2 separate regions of the Mus musculus genome follow, and region 1 is linked to region 2. A link is a loop called in an ENCODE intact Hi-C map of the cell type or tissue named here. Cell type or tissue: left cerebral cortex. All regions are shown on one strand.

What was found. A loop is a pair of places that touch in the nucleus more often than their neighbours do. Peaks named below come from ENCODE experiments on the same cell type or tissue, not always from the same donor. Only the 100,000 strongest peaks of a DNase experiment are listed, where the experiment ranks them.
Region 1: a loop joins it to region 2, with 2.2 times the contacts of the local background. A loop is called at or near these places in 7 of 42 quality-filtered maps.

Annotation. Positions count from the first base shown.
Region 1 is chr5:95,894,549-95,902,548 of GRCm38, reverse strand. No RefSeq gene overlaps it. Among named protein-coding and RNA genes, the nearest start is that of Gm25937, 31 kb to the right of the region's middle. In left cerebral cortex, no CTCF peak of the experiment used is centred here; DNase peaks (open chromatin) are centred at 2,608, 2,920 and 4,398.
Region 2 is chr5:96,031,571-96,039,570 of GRCm38, reverse strand. No RefSeq gene overlaps it. Among named protein-coding and RNA genes, the nearest start is that of Cxcl13, 79 kb to the right of the region's middle. In left cerebral cortex, a CTCF peak has its summit at 3,079 (motif pointing right); DNase peaks (open chromatin) are centred at 1,575, 3,103 and 4,909.

The DNA.
Region 1 (8,000 bases), 140 kb after region 2:
CTCTAGCAATTTTTCTTCCTAAGACTAAGATAGAGTGGTATTTCAGTGTTTGCTATGAATGATAAGTAAACAAAAGAAAATAAGAATTATCTAACCACATTAGTATAATGAAGTCAAATAGCATTAAACAATGACAGCAGCCAGATGTCTCTAATGCTGAAACCATTGGTATGTAATTTGGCTAAACTATTGAATTCCAACCCTATAGGGGATTAATTTGATTTAGCTTTCTGTTTTATAGAAGTTATCACAAATATGTGATGTTTTCATTTAATTCAAAGTTTTACTGGAAATGCTAATGCTTGCAATATGTATGTAAAATAACTTCATGATATATGCTAATTGCTAATAGAAATTTTTTATCACATCTAGAAAATTGACATTCATCCAGTAGAAATTGGTTACTAAGGATATTATTCTGAGTTTCTGTCTATCTAACTATTTCTCTCTCTCTCTCTCTCTCTCTCTCTCTCTCTCTCTCATACACACATAAACTGATAGCAACTTACAGATACCTGCTTTCCATAAAGAAGCAAAAACAAAAGAACAACCCAGAGATCTAATTTCTTAATTAATTATAACTATACAATTCACTTTGCAAATAAATCATAAAATTGATGACCCTTCTAAAGTTTTTGCACTCTCCTCTGCCATTTAGACACTCAAGAGCTGAGCTCATACTCCTTGCCATTCTTTCTTCTGTTTTATTGAGCCTCTACCACATTCTTGCATGGAAATAGGCTTTGAGGATGTAACACCAGCTAACAACCCTGTCACACAGAACTCAGCAGCCAAGCTCACCTCCATCCAGTATGGCAATGGACTGTTAGTTTCACAGTTGCTTTCTCACTACAGCAAACTCAAGAGCTCACATTCCCCGCACCCCCCCCCCCTCCTCGCCACCCTTAATTTCTAATTGAGGTTGTTGTTATATTGATAGTGTTATGTGTCAAGTTGTTTCCAGTTCCAAGCATCAGGATATTTACATTTAGGGTGTACCTTCCTCAAGAAACAAGAACTCAGAGGTGGTGGCTGCAGTGGTGTCTAGTGGCTGAACACTGTCTATCCCTCTGTCATTCTCAGACATCTTGATATCAAGCAGGGCTAAAGGAGAATCTCAGGAGTTTGGAGAACCACTTCCTCACATGAGGACGCCCAGTAGTGGGGAAGACAGAGTAGGGACTCTTCATTGCCCTCTTTATACCAGCTAAGGTATATATTTTTCTTTTTTATCTTCTTAGCTACCTTAAGCTAGCTTGCAGAGACGTAGGGACAATGCTTATTTGACATGACTGGCTTCTACTATGAAACAGTAAGGGAGAAGAGTATTTACCTCAAAGATGAATGAGAATTTTAGCACAAATGTGCAAGTGAAAGCCACAGGGAAAAGAAAGTAAACAAAACCCCCAAACAGAATAGGAGACAGGACAGAGAGATGCTGAGCATGCTTTGGATGACTGGAGTCAAAGGTCATGACCAAATTAGGGTCCCCAGTCCTCAATATATTTAGGAGTTTTGGGGAGGAGATCTACCTATCTATCTATCTTTCTATCTATCTATCTATCTATCTATCTATCTATCTATCTATCTATCTACCTATCTACCTATCTACCTATCTACTTATTTATTTTCTGAGACAGGGTTTCTCAGGGTAGCCCCGACTGTCCTCAAACTCACTCTATAGACCAGGCTGACTTTGAACTCAGAGATCTGCCTGCTTCTGCCTCCTGAGTGCTGGGAATAAAGGTCTGTGCCACTAAACTTGGAGTGGATGTAGTTTTAAAATTATAGCAATGATGGCATGAGTAACAAGCACCTAAGAAAACATTTCAAAATGGTGAAGGTATATGGCCTGCCAGCCAATATGGAAAAACCCTGGCACTGGCTACTTCCTCAGCTTCACTCCAAATCATGAGGGCTCCTGGAAGAATGGACAGGTTCTGCTCAAGTGAGCAATCAAGAAATTAGCACATTCTGGATCAAGCAAAGGAAGAAAATTCAGACAAGGTTTGTTTTGTTATGGAATACACAGGAAACTTTACTTAGAGAAAAGGAGTTGCTCTGGTAGTAGAAACAGTGACCAGAGCAATATTTCTAGACAAAGCTGTGTCCTAAAGGGTGGGGAAGCAAGCAGGGCAGGAAGGAGACTGGGGTGGACAAATGGGCAAAAATCAGTTTCATGTAAGATTTCAATTCCAGATGTTGGCAAGATGACAGGAATCCAAGAGAATGGGAAATCAAAGATGAAGAGGAAGATTATGCCTTAAACTTAACCAGATCCATGAGTTATGACTCACAAGTGTCAAGCAGAATAACTCCAAGTAAAATTCCTTCCTTCCTTCCTTCCTTCCTTCCTTCCTTCCTTCCTTCCTTCCTTCCTTCCTTCCTTCCTTCCTTCCTTCCTTCCTCCCCCTCTCTCCCTCCCTCCCTTCCCTCCCTACCTCCTTCCTTTCTTTCCTCTTCTCTTTAGAAAAGAGGAGGAATGTTAAAGCTGGTGAGCTTCAAAAAGTGACAAGAACTAGATGCTGGTAAACTTCCAGAACCTTCCCATCTGTTTCTGTACATTCAGACCATTAGCCTCTGCTCTCCCAGACTATTGAGAGAACACAGCCACCACACACTTAGATCTACATGTCCTATTTCATCCTGTCCACCAGTGTGCTTGACAAGGCTTTGTCCTTGGAGAATATCTGATTGTTCCTCTTCAGGTCAGGTAGAGTCTTTTCTGTATCAGAAAATGGTAGTACTTTGTGAAAATGTTGTGGGAAGTAGCTTTGTGATATGAATTCAGCTTTCAGAAGCTTGTTGCTAAAACTGGGGGAAAAGGGATATTTTAAGAGAAAAATTCTGCCATGTGGTATGAAGACATCCCCGATATGAAGCCAGCAAAGGTGTCTGATGGGTAACACTGCACACAGCACTGAGCACCTTGGAGGTTGCTAGAGAGTGGCGACACAGCTCTGGGCAGCAGGGATCTTGGGTGATTGCCAAGCCCAGCAGCAGGATCTCAGTCTAGCCTTGTCTTCTACTGAGATTCACATTTTATCCTGTCACATGGTTACCATGGAAAGTAAAAAGCATTGAAAGTCAAGTCCAATATCTAGAAGATTTTTACACATGTCAAGATGGTGTTTGGACAGAGGATGGATGCGTGGAAGGGAAGAACCATATTAGTCTCAACAGAGATGGTGACAATTCCTCCAGCACAGGGTCCTCCAGTACAGTCTTCTAGCACAGGGTCCTCTATCTCTTCTGTGTGAGTGTTACCACAGAAATCATAAAATCTACAAAATGCAAAAAATGCAGCTTGGGAAATGATCAACCAACAGCTTTCATAAATTTGAAATTATATTTTAGTAAATATCATAGCTCTCTTTTAACAAACTTTTTATAAAGGTAAACATTCTGACCATCCAGACATCTAGCATGAAACAGTAGACAGAACCCTGGTTTTATAATAAACTATTGCTCAGTTTGAAATTCCAGCTGGGTAACTGAGAAAACTCATTCCTTTTGTCCCCTCTGTATTTATTCTTCTCTTATGCAACACACTATAACTACAGTTTCCCCTCTATCCACACAGTCTAGTCCCTTCTCCACCTCCCCTCTCCCCCAGAACCACTGCTCCTTCATTTCCCTTCAGAGAAGAACAGGCTTCCCAGGGATATCAACTGAACATGCCATAACAATATACAATAAGATGAGGCATAAACCCTCATATTAAGGATGGGTGAGACAACCCAATGGGAGGAAAAGAGTGCCAAGAGCAGGGAAAAGGTCAGAGACACCTCCACTGCTACTGCTACTTCTAGAAATCCCACAAAACTCCCAAGCTAAACAACCATAGCATGCATGGAAAGGACCTAGCTCAGACCCATGCATGCTCCATGAATGAGGTTTCAGTCTCAGTGAGCCTTACGCGCCCTGCTTAGTTGATTCTGTGGCCCATGTTCTTGTGGTGTTTTTAGCACCTCTGGCTTCTATAATTCTTCCTTCCTCTCTTCTGTGGGCTTTCCTGAGCTGCACCTAATGTTTGGCTATAGGGCTCTGCATCTGCTCCTGTCTGCTGACAGAGGAAGCCTCTCTGATGATGTCTGGGCTAGGCACAGATCCATGAGTATAAGAAAATATTAGGAATCACTTCTTTGACTTTTTTTTAGCCAGTAGGCCAAACAGGAGTCGTAGACAGTGTATATATCAGGATGGTTGATGGACAACCTAACTATTTTCATTGATTATTTTTAAAATAGGGAAAGGGCCAACAGGGTTAAGACAAAAGAAGAACCAAGGAAGAAAGGATATGTTCAGAATAAAGGGTGAAGAAATCCACCATGAGCCAGAGGGGAATCACACTCTTTTTGCATGAACTTAGTTCCTCTTTTATATGCTTGGTAGGGTGGTATAATTAGCTTAGGAGACCAAGCAACTTCAAGGCATTTGGAAGTCCCCTCTAGTCCTGATTTCATAAGGATCCTCTCAATCTGTTCCTGAACACAAATGTGCTGAATCAGGTCCTGCAGGCCTTCTGCCTGCCAGCAGGAATGGGACTATTAGAGGTGTGGTTATAAGGAAGTTCCACTCACTTTCTGGTAAGAAAAACACGGGGAATGACCCTAAATTTTGGACTATCCAAGTCTTCTCAGGCGACAGTCTATTAACTGCTGATTGTACACATTTCTGCCTCAATCATTGCTACCTCTTTCCCAATCAAGGGGACTACATCCTGATCAAAAACTATGCTAGTTAAACTCCAGAAGTCAGATGCCACAAGAGCCAGATGGAAAGCCAAGGAACCTTGGTAAAATTTCTATCTAAATACTGCAGACTGTATTCACACTGTGTAGCCAACAATCTCATCCTATTTTGTCTATACCTCCCCAAAGACACATGGAAAACCTCAAATAAGTCAATATCCTTCTAATCTATTGAAGAATTGGAATTGGTTTCAATGATTTTGGAAGACTATGAAAGAACTTGGGAGCAGCTAGGCAAGCTGGGGAAGGCTCCAACAGTTGGCAGATGTGAGCCAGCTACACCTGAGATGACTCATCTGGGCATACATGTATGGCTCTAATATAAAGAAACTGCTGTTTAGCCTTGAGAAAAAGGCTATTAATTTGGGTGACCAACCCAACTCAGGCTCAGGATAAAAATGACCCCAGAGATAAACTATGAAGAGGATAGCAAAAGGTTTCAGCTTTCTATGAGCACAGATGATGCCAGGTTTTCCTCATGCCTTGTTGATGACCTTTGATTGATTGTTTATATTAAGGCATATTCACAGAGCTTGAGAGAGCAGTATTAAAAGCACTGGCTACTCTTCCAGAGGATCCAAGTTCAATGTATTTCATCCACATGGCCAGCTCAAAACCTTCTATAATTCCAATTCCAGGGGCATCTGATGCTATCTTATGGCCTCTGCAGGCATCAGGCTCATACATGCTGCACAGACATACATGCAGACAAAAGTATCTATACAAATAAATTTAAATTATATTAAGGAGCATCCCTAGGGTGGTCTCATCTTGCTCTTGGGGACATCATGTTTCATGATTCCTCTTCAAAGGTTACTATGGGGTCAGGCATCCCTGGCAGCCTTCTGACCAGTCTGTCCATTTTCTTCACTATGCACATTTTGTTCCAATGATTCTTGATCTCTTCTGGGATCTCATTATCCCCATTGCTGCCAGAAAGTTCAATTGTATTACAGTGTCTACTGTCTGTTACAGTTCATAGTGGATAGCTTACTGGCAATGCTAATGTACCTTAACTAGCATATTTATTAGGACAATGGCAAAAAATAGTATCTCATTAGGTTCTGCTGAGCAATGTGACCAATATGTATAGCATGTTGGTCTTATGTATACCCTTCAGATCTTACACTAGATCACTTCAGCAACATTCCTTTCTCAGTATCCTTTAAGTAGCTCTGGCATTTCTACTTCATTTCATCATCATGTTTGAGCTTCCAAAAACTCTCACAGCCCATTCACTCAGGGTTCCATCCAGGCTTGCAATCCAAGGTCAAGAATGAATGGCATCATTTCAACAAATGTCCATAACTCAGGCTTGTGTTTCTGCAACCATGGCTGACTGTTCTCTATGCCACCCCCAGTATTCTTTCCTGCCATTTGTCTGCATCTTATGCAGGTTCTATGACTCTTTGCCCACCATAACAGGCCTGGGACTTCCTCAAGATGCTTCTGCTGATATTTGGCCCTAGCTATGCATTTGGTGGATAGAGAATTAGGTAAGGGCAGAGCCTTAAGTGGCAAGTGTTTTATAAGACATGTGTCTCATTGAAGGCTTCATCAAACTTTTCAAGGTAAGAAGAATTCCATCATGAATTCCAACAGAGGTTTGAACTAACTTCTATAAACTACAAGCACTTTGGATATCAGGGAATTCAAAATTCTTAAGTCTATCTCATCAGATATTCTCACTCCAATTCTCAAAGACTTTCTTCCATAGTAGATCCAGAGCTACTTGTGCAAGATTCTTAACATAACTAGGAACCTAGTTTTTTCTGAAGTTCTATGCCTCTAATATTAACTTCTGTACCCAGTCTTTACCTGGCTATAGTGCTATAGGCTGGGCTGAGACAAATGAAGACCTCCACAATACAAAATTTAGGGGAGGCATATCTTCAGAATCACACAAGTACTGATCTTGTAGTGGCTTAACCCTAAAGCCTCTAAAACATTGTTCTTCAGGTATCTCATTCTCTGTAACTTACCTTTGCCCCCTGTGTAGCTATCCTGGCTTCTAGATGGAAAGATCTTTCAAAATGTCAAGGAAGGGCAAGGGGGAGAGCTTAGTCAAAAAGTGGCTTGCCTTATAAGCATAAGGACCTGGGTCTGATACTTGGAACTTATATTTAAAAGAGAAAAGAAAAGTTTCATAATACTTTTTAATTAGATATTTTTTAATTTACATTTCAAATGCTATCCCGAAAATTCCCCATACTCTCCCCTCCCCCTCCCTGCTCCCCTACCCACCCACTCCAACTTCTTGACCCTGGCATTCCCCTGTACTGGGGCATATAAAGTTTGCAAGACCAAGGGGCCTCTCTTCTCAATGATGGTCGACTAGGCCATCTTCTGCTACATATGCATCTTGAGACACGAACTCTGGGGGTACTGGTTAGTTCATATAGTTGTTCCACCTATGGGTTGCAGACCCCATTCAGCTCCTTGGGTACTTTCTCTAGCTCCTCCATTGGGTGCCCTGTGTTCTATCCTATAGGTGACTGTGAGCATCCACTTCTGTATTTGCCAAGCACTGGCATAGCCTCATACGAGACAGCTATATCAGGGTCCTTTTAGCAAAATCTTACTGGCATATGCAATAGTGTCTGGGTTTGGTGGCTGATTATGGGATGGATCCCCAGGTGGGGTAGTCTCTGGATGGCCCATCCTTTTGTCTTAGCTCCAAACTTTGTCTCTGTAACTCCTTCCATAGGTGTTTTGTTCCCTAGTCTAAGGAAGAATGAAGTATCCACACTTTGGTCTTCATTCTTCTTGATTTTCTTGTGTTTTGCAAATTGTATCTTTTACTTTTAATACTTTTAATTCTAACACAGAGGAGGCAGAGACAAGTGGTTCTCTGGAAATTGCCGACAAAAGACCCTGTCTTTAAAAAAAAGGTGGTGGAGACCTGAGGAACAACACATAAGGTTGTCCTCTTTTACAAATGCACACACACATGCAGACCCACATACACACAAATATGCATATACATACAAAGTGTTGAGGAGGCCATGTGAACCCTGCACTTTCCCTGAAACTACTGACTAATATATTTGAGTCTGTCATTTTATTTTCTACTAAGTCAGTGGTACTGAGGATGTAGACAGATGGCTGTTTTTCTCTTCCCCTTACCTCACAAATACCCAACATACTGAATAGGCTATGCTTTCTTTGTTCAAATGTAGCTCATTTCAGTGAGTCTTATCAGTCCTTCCATTCTTAAATTCCAAGAACTATATTTATTTCATGTAC
Region 2 (8,000 bases):
CTGTAGGAACAAATGCTGGGTCATGTGGTCACTCGGTGACGTTTGCCACATCCTGAAAACAAATGCCAAAGAGAGGAATAAGAAATCCTTTCAGCATATGTGTCAAAGACTGGAGAGAGCCTTGAATCATGGGTATTAAAAGTAACCACAAGATTTTTATCCATTTTTCAGAATTATGCAACCGCTATACAACATTTTCAGAACTATAGTATCGCAGCTGTTATTCTCTGGGGAATCAAGTCTTCACAGACCACCAGAGTCCTGTGTCTTTTGTGTCTTTTCTTTCCCTTAGAAAACTCTTGACCAACAGAGATGAGGGTAGGATCATCAGCTCTGTTCTGTTCCTCAACTCTCCTCTTTGTGACCCTGAGAGGTACCAAGAGGAGGGTCTGGGAAAAAAAGGGGGGAGAGGGAAAGATAAGAATTGGGAACAAAACACCCATGGAAGGAGTTACAGAGACAAAGTTTGGAGCGGAAATGAAAGGATGGACCATCTAGAGACTGCCATACCCGGGGATCCATCCCATAATCAGCCTCTAAACGCTGACACCATTGCATACACTAGCAAGATTTTGCTGAAAGGACGCTGATACAGCTGTCTCTTGTGAGGCTATGCTGGTGCCTGGCAAACACAGACGTGGATGCTCACAGTCAGCTATTGGGTGGATCACAGGGCCCCCATTGGAGGAGCTAGAGAAAGAACCCAAGGAGCTAAAGGGGTCTGCAACCCTATAGGTGGAACAACAATATGAACTAACCAGTAGCGCCCCCCCCCCAGAGCTCGTGTTTCTAGCTGCATATGTATCATAAGATGGCCTAGTCGGCCATCACTGGAAAGAGAGGTCCCTTGGTCTTGCAAACTTTATATGCCTCAGTACAGGGGAACGAACGCCAGGGCCAAGAAGTGGGAGTGTGTGTGTGTGTGGGGGGGGGAGTATGAGGGGACTTTTGGGATAGCATTGGAAATGTAAATGAAGAAAATACCTAATAAAAAAAAACTTTAAAAAAAAACACATCCTCAAAAAAAAAAAAAAAAAGAACGGAGATATATACACACACACACACACACACACATACAAGCATGCACACACACACCACACACACAAGCATTCACACACACCACACACACACAGAGAGACACACATTAACCAAATCCAACTAGATCCATGGTTTTAAATACATGTGTAGAAAGATAGGCTGTTCCTTTCCTGAAGGGCATTAATACATCTCTGGGTTGATAATACGTTCCAAAACTATAGGATTATATGAAGTCTTGTAAAACATTTCATTGGGCTTTAATACTGGTTGGTTTTTAATTCATTGATATTTAAATTGATTCTTGTGTTTTCCTGTTGTGAGTGAAAATAATGTGCTCTATGTTTGCATTCTGATATTAAAATTGACCTTGCTAGCATGGATACACATGCAAACTTTAGTTTCTAATCTGCTTTCTCCACGACCGTCCTGTGAGCCAGGGCTTAAACTCCTGACAGATGGTGTGGCGTTGAATGCTGCTGCTAACTGAGCATGCCAGGAATTTAGAGTTGCCTAAACAGGGTAATACATGGCCTGTGGGAAGACAGCTGAGTTGGAACAGAATTAGAGGTGAGGAGGTTAGACACATTTCCCTAAAACAGACTGCATTCCAGAGTCTCAGTAAAAGCCATTTAGAAAAAGCATTTAGACGGCAGGAAGGGTCTACTGAAGAGTGCAGTCGCATGGATGGATGATGGAACTAGGGTTCAACAGAGCCTGCCAAACATGGAAAGGGGAAGTGAAAGAGACAGACGTACCTCTGAAAGTGGAGAATGCCGGCCCCAGAGAGACTATACCTCTCTGCTTCCCAGAAACGTGGTTTGCTGTCTCATGCTTTGAGCATTGTGTGGCTATGAATTGGAGAGCTCTTAACACGGATAGTTCACACTGTATAAGGATTCAGTTGAAAAAGGCGAACTTCCTGAAATGACAACGCCTTCTAGCCATCCTGATCCAAAAGCCTTGTTTGTCTATGGTTAGTATAGCCCTGTAGCCCCCTCTTGCCTATTACTTTCTCAGTGCTAGCAGTCAAAGCCAGAGCCTCATGAATTCTAGGCAAGCCCTCTGTGCCGGAGCTCTGTCCCCAGCCTTCAGATTCCAGGAAGGAAACCGCTGGTGTCTGTCATAGTTCAATTTCTTCATGTGCCTCAAGGGCAGAGCCCTGTGGGAAGAGCTCCTCTGGAAGGTTGAAACGCTAGAACGACAGCCTGAGCTCAGGTAGTCTACTGTACAAGGAGATGGACAGGAATCGGACAAATGAACCTATGATTGTAATTCAAGATAACCAAGAAAACTGTCCTAAAGAAGCTGTCAAGAAGATTGAAAAGCAAGACAGGGATCAGTGAAGAAGACGGGTTTTTACAAACGATTTAGGAAAAGTTTGTGAAGGGTGTCTGAGGTCATTACTGATAAAAGAAATCACGTAAACACATGAACCAAGGTCTACCTGTCCCCTCCTGGTGCATACACACCACATAAAATGTGCTGAGGTCTCCTGAATAAATAAATCTACCCTCATGTTCAATTTCTGGCTTAAATTTGTGTCGAATAAATATGTTTTGAATATTTGAAAACTTACACAAGCTTACAGAATACAAAAAAAAAAAGAGGCCATGGGCTTTTGACAACTGGGTAGATTTTAATTTGGAGCAGACAAGAGGGTTCATCAAGTAAAGATGCCTGCTGCCAAGCCTGATGACCCGGGCTAATCCCTGGGAACCATATACGTAGTGGAAGGAGAGCTGATTTCAATACCAACTCCTTCCCTCCACCCAAATGCACGATAAATGAAAACACAAAAAGGATTTAGGTTAGAAATTCTACCCGCTTCCTTGTTATATGACCATAAATGACCTATCCAGCCTCTCTCTCTGAGTACATATCTATAAAAGTGAGGCATTTAAGAGTGTGCTCTCGAGAAACTCTAAGGGTTAAATCAGAAGACATTGAGCCCACCCGCATGCTAGATTCTCTGCGCTTCTGTCCTTACCCTTGCCCTTACAAGCCCTGTGAGTGCTCATTGCTTTCTAGGCAACAGCAGAGGGCAACATCACCCCGTTCTTCTACCCAAGGTTTCCTGGAAACAAGTCATGTCCTTACAGATAGGAGTTTTAGAAATACGTGAGCAAGGAAGGGGATAGGAACTCAGTGTTATGGAAGGTAAAGAGGACAGTAAGGGGCAAACCGTGGGATCAACTGGGAGCAGCTGTGTCTTGCTCTGGGCAGCAGCTGTGTGTGAATCTCCCATTGTAGCAGTCTTTCTTTGCCAGCTCTGTCAGGGAGGCTTTTGGTGTTAATAGAACATAGAACCTCACTGAGAATCTGAATGGAAGTCCCTGGCCTGGGAGGCCAGCTCTGAAGTCTGCTCGCCTTTGCCTTGTGGAGCCTCACCTTGCCTGAGACAACTCTAGCATCGTCCTATAGCCCTCGAGTGGCCATTAATAGCATCCTTTTTTACTTTCAGAATCTTTTGAGTCCCAGGATATATTTTACTCAGCATGCTTGGGTGGATGGATACCCTCTCGGGGACCATGCTATGCTTCTCCAGCCTGAACCCAGGGCTCCCGTCAGCCACTGGCCCTTTCTTTGCTTCCTGAGATCTGGTCCCTGCTGACTTCTTCAAAGGAATGTAGTATAGGGACCAGCAGGGGTAACCTGGTCTAAGGCACCTGGTGCCCCTCTTCTGCAAGCAGGGTGGAGCTAATAAGAATCTCCAAGTTGCCAGCCTGCTAGCAGCCAGGTCTTCTAGTTATTAGAGAATGACTATTCTGAAGGATCCAAGATGAAGGAGAGACACATAAAGTTCCTTAGGAGTGCTTCTAGTGGCGAAGACACACACACACACACACACGCACACACACACACACACACACACACCACACTGAGGTTTTCTGACATTATGTGTCTGATAAATGAATGAAAGTTAAACAAAAGGTTGAGAGGGAAAAAACTAGCCTAGCAGAAGTCCTTGGGTCTTAATAAGACCACATGTGAGCTTAGTCATCAGAAAGTGAGTTCAAATCCCAGATCTACTTACCCTCCTTCATCCCCAGTTTCAGGCTCTATAGATTAGAAAAAGTAACCAATTTCACACACCCTTCCCAGTTACAGTGCTCCCAAGAACTCTGGTGCATAGCCATTCACAGTTGCTGAGCTCAGTGACCATTTTTAAGGTCTCTAAGATCTTGCTGTCATCTAAGCTTATGTTGACTGGTTCTCAGCAGGTAGAAGACTTGAAACCCAAAATAAAATTATCCACCCGAGATTACATGAACATGTTCAAGGGGGACTAGAAAAATGGCTCAATGGTTAAGAGCATTGGTTGTTCTTTCAGAGGACCTGGGTTCAGTTCCCAGCATCCATAGGATGGCTCACTCCAGTGAACCCAGTGGGATCCCATGCTCTCTTTGGCCTTCATGGGCATTATACATACATGGTGCACATATATACTTGTAGTGATTGTACACATACAATTAAAAATAAAATCCTTAAAGAGTAAGCTTGAGACCAAAACAAGCATTCATTCTGTTGACATTTCCTACTGCAAAGTACTTTCAACTCATCAGAATACATTTGTGACAAGCAGCAGTGTATGCAATTTTATCAAATTCTAGCATAATTCCATACTCTTCTGGGAAAATAAATGCCATAAATGCCGGTAAGATAGCTTGTTCACCCCTACTGTGCCTATTAACTGCTACTACTTGCACAGTTTCTAATTTAATTCACCTAATCAAGGCGTGAGATTTTTTGAGTAATAGTAGCTAACATCATAAAAATTATATATAGGTCTAAGTGGCTTTATTTGTTAAGTAATGTTTGTTTTATTTTCTTGGCAGTTCTCCAAAGTAGTTCCGTTTGTAGGGGTGGCAGTGGAGGAGGCAAGACAAAATATAATGATCTATGTGTCTATGTGGGAAGCAAAAATACCACAACGAACATTGTGCTTGGTGTGCTACTACAAATTTAGTAAGATCTATTTTAAACAAACATTACAGGATTATATACATTAAACAAAGAGAAAATGGTATAGCTACAAAAGCCAAGTAAATTTATCCCCAGTGTGGGAATTAAACTGAATTTCAATAGGATTCACAATAATGAGAGCTGTCTTGCTTTTGTCAGCATGAACTTCCAACCTTGATTCCCTGCAGATGAACACAATGAGCTATTATTGGACTTACCCTAGCTTTCTCTTTGAAACATCTGAAAACTTTCATACACAGTTGTTATCATTTAGCACATTGGGACATTCTTCTGTTAACGGGGCTAATGCATGACAACTCTTGCTTCCAGCAATAAATGTAATTTGATACATAAATAGACTTAAGGACAGAAATCAGATGGTCATCTCAACAGAGGCTTTTGACAAAATTCAGCATCTTTTCAAAATAAAAGCTCTAGGGGAAAAATAGGAACATATCTCAACTAAGATGAGGTATGCATGACAAACAATAGCCAACGTTATATTAAACGACTTAGTGGGGGGAAGTAATGAAAGAATGTCCTCTAAAGTCAGAAATGATATAGGCTTCTTGCTCTCACTGAGTATTATACTTAGAGGTACATCTAGGGCATAAAAGAAAAGACATGGGGTGAGGGAGGAAGAAGTCAAAGAACTCACATTTTCAGGCAACATGATCCTGTACTTACAGAAAACTCTCAAACCTGATGCATATGTTCAGAAAAGTAGCAGAACACAAAGTCAATATACAAAATCTAGAAGCTTTTCTATATACCAATAATAAACTTGCTGAGAAAGTACACATATGCTCATCACACACACACACACACACACGCACACACACACACATACACACACACACACACACACACACACACATGTATACCACACAGTGCATATCACACACATATGCATATCACACACACATGCATATCACACACATGAATATCACACATATGCACACACTCATGCACACCACACACATGTGCATATCATACACATACACACACACACACACACACACACACACACACACAATGATAACAAATTTAAAGAAGAAAGGTCTGTTTTGGGCTGAAGAGATGGCTCATGGCTTAATATTTCAGAGCCCTCACTCATTGCTCTTTGACACTACTGGCTCTTGGTTCTTAGCACACACCTTGCACAGTTCACAAATGCTTGTAACTACAGACGCAGGGGATCTGATGCTTTCTTCAGACTTCCTTGGGCAACCATATGCATGTGTAACCCCACACTGAAATAAAAAACAGACAAACAAACAAACAGAAACAAAAACAACAGAAAAAAAAGAGAAACTTTCTGGGAAAGGAATCAGGAAAAAGAAGTCACAATATAGTCACATAAATGTTATAATGAAACCCATTACTTTATATGCTAACTTTAATATAAAATACATGCTCAAAAATTCACACTTTGTTAAATGAAAATGGAAAACTATAAAATTAATAAAATGAGCTTTCTGGATGTGTGAAAGGAAAGCGACAACATAACTTGGCAGTTCGCTCTGTAAGCTACACCTCCCTGGCTAATGGGTCAGTACTAACATGAATATTGGTTTATATAAAATTGCTTTCTTTGGGCACAGAGTCTCTATAACAGCTATTCACTGTTTGGTGTTAGGAACACCTAATATTTTTATTTTTAGTAAACATTTTATTAGAATATAAATCATCAACCTTATGGAAGATGTAGAGATAACACACCAAAGTTCAATGAATCACCTGGGCCCAAGAGCAGAAGAGTGTTTGCATCCCATCTGCTCCACTTGCAACGCACCTCCCCCACAGCAGTCAGTGCTATGCTGTTGACCCTAGTTGCCAATTTTCAGCAGTACGGTTTTCAGCTTCCGTTACATAGGATCAAGTATTATGACTTTTGGCTCCTTTCAACTGATAATACATCTGTGAAATTCAGCCATGCTGCATGAAGCAGGGTCTTCTCTCTTAAAGATACCATAATTGATTAAGTCAGTCCACTGTGTTTCTACTATTGCTTTCCAGCTTTGGGCCATCATGGAGATGTTTACTGTGCATCAATGTGTGTGTGTGTGTGTGTGTGTGTGTGTGTGTGTGTGTGTGTGTGTGTGTGTGTTTTATGCCCAGGAATGCAGGTGGTGACACATAGGGTAGTCATGAGTTCAGGTTTAATAGACATTACAAGCTGCACACTCTTTCTAGATTGCACAGGCTCTGCTCCTGTACACCTGTATACTTCACCTGTCTTTTCCATACTTCCTTTCTGGAGGCCTGCCAGTGGCAGTCATCTTTTTTAAAAATTCGTTCTCTCCTTTTTTTTAAACTTTTTTTTTTTTTAAATTACACATCTCAGTGTGTACCTGTCAGAAGGAATGTGCATATGAATACAGGTACCTTCAGCAAGAAGGCATCAGGTGCCCTGGAGCTAAAGTTTCATCAGTTGTCTGTTGCCCAGTGTCAGCCCTGGAGGCTGAACTTAGATCCCCTGCTGGAGCAGTACTGCTTTTTAAGTGCTGAGTCACCTTTCCAGTCCCTCAGGTATCTTTCAGGCTCTGGGGCCTTGGCTTCATTAGCTGACAGAGTTAGTGTAGGCAGCAGCTTGAAACACCTCTGCCCTCTTTTCATTGTAGAGTTGGGGTTGGCTTGTTTCATTCTTCCTGAAGCCCACAAAAGAAGGTGCAGTGAACAAACAGGTGGTGATGACCATGTCTGTAGGCTTCAGACCTCTTCCAGAGTGGGGTGTGCTCTCTGACACTGGGCTGGTTGAGCTAACCAGCGATGTATTCATATGCCCATTCCCTCCTACAGGTACTGTCTGAGACTTGAGACATGTAATTTTAAAAATAAAGTCTAAAAAAAAGAAAGAAAGAATAAAAGAAAAGTAGGAGGAGAGGTGAGAAGAGACAGTGTGGGGTCATGTCATGCTGGATAGGGAATGTCTCTTTCCAGATAACCACAGAAGACAGATATGACTCACCACCCATCGATCAGGGTTAGGACTATGG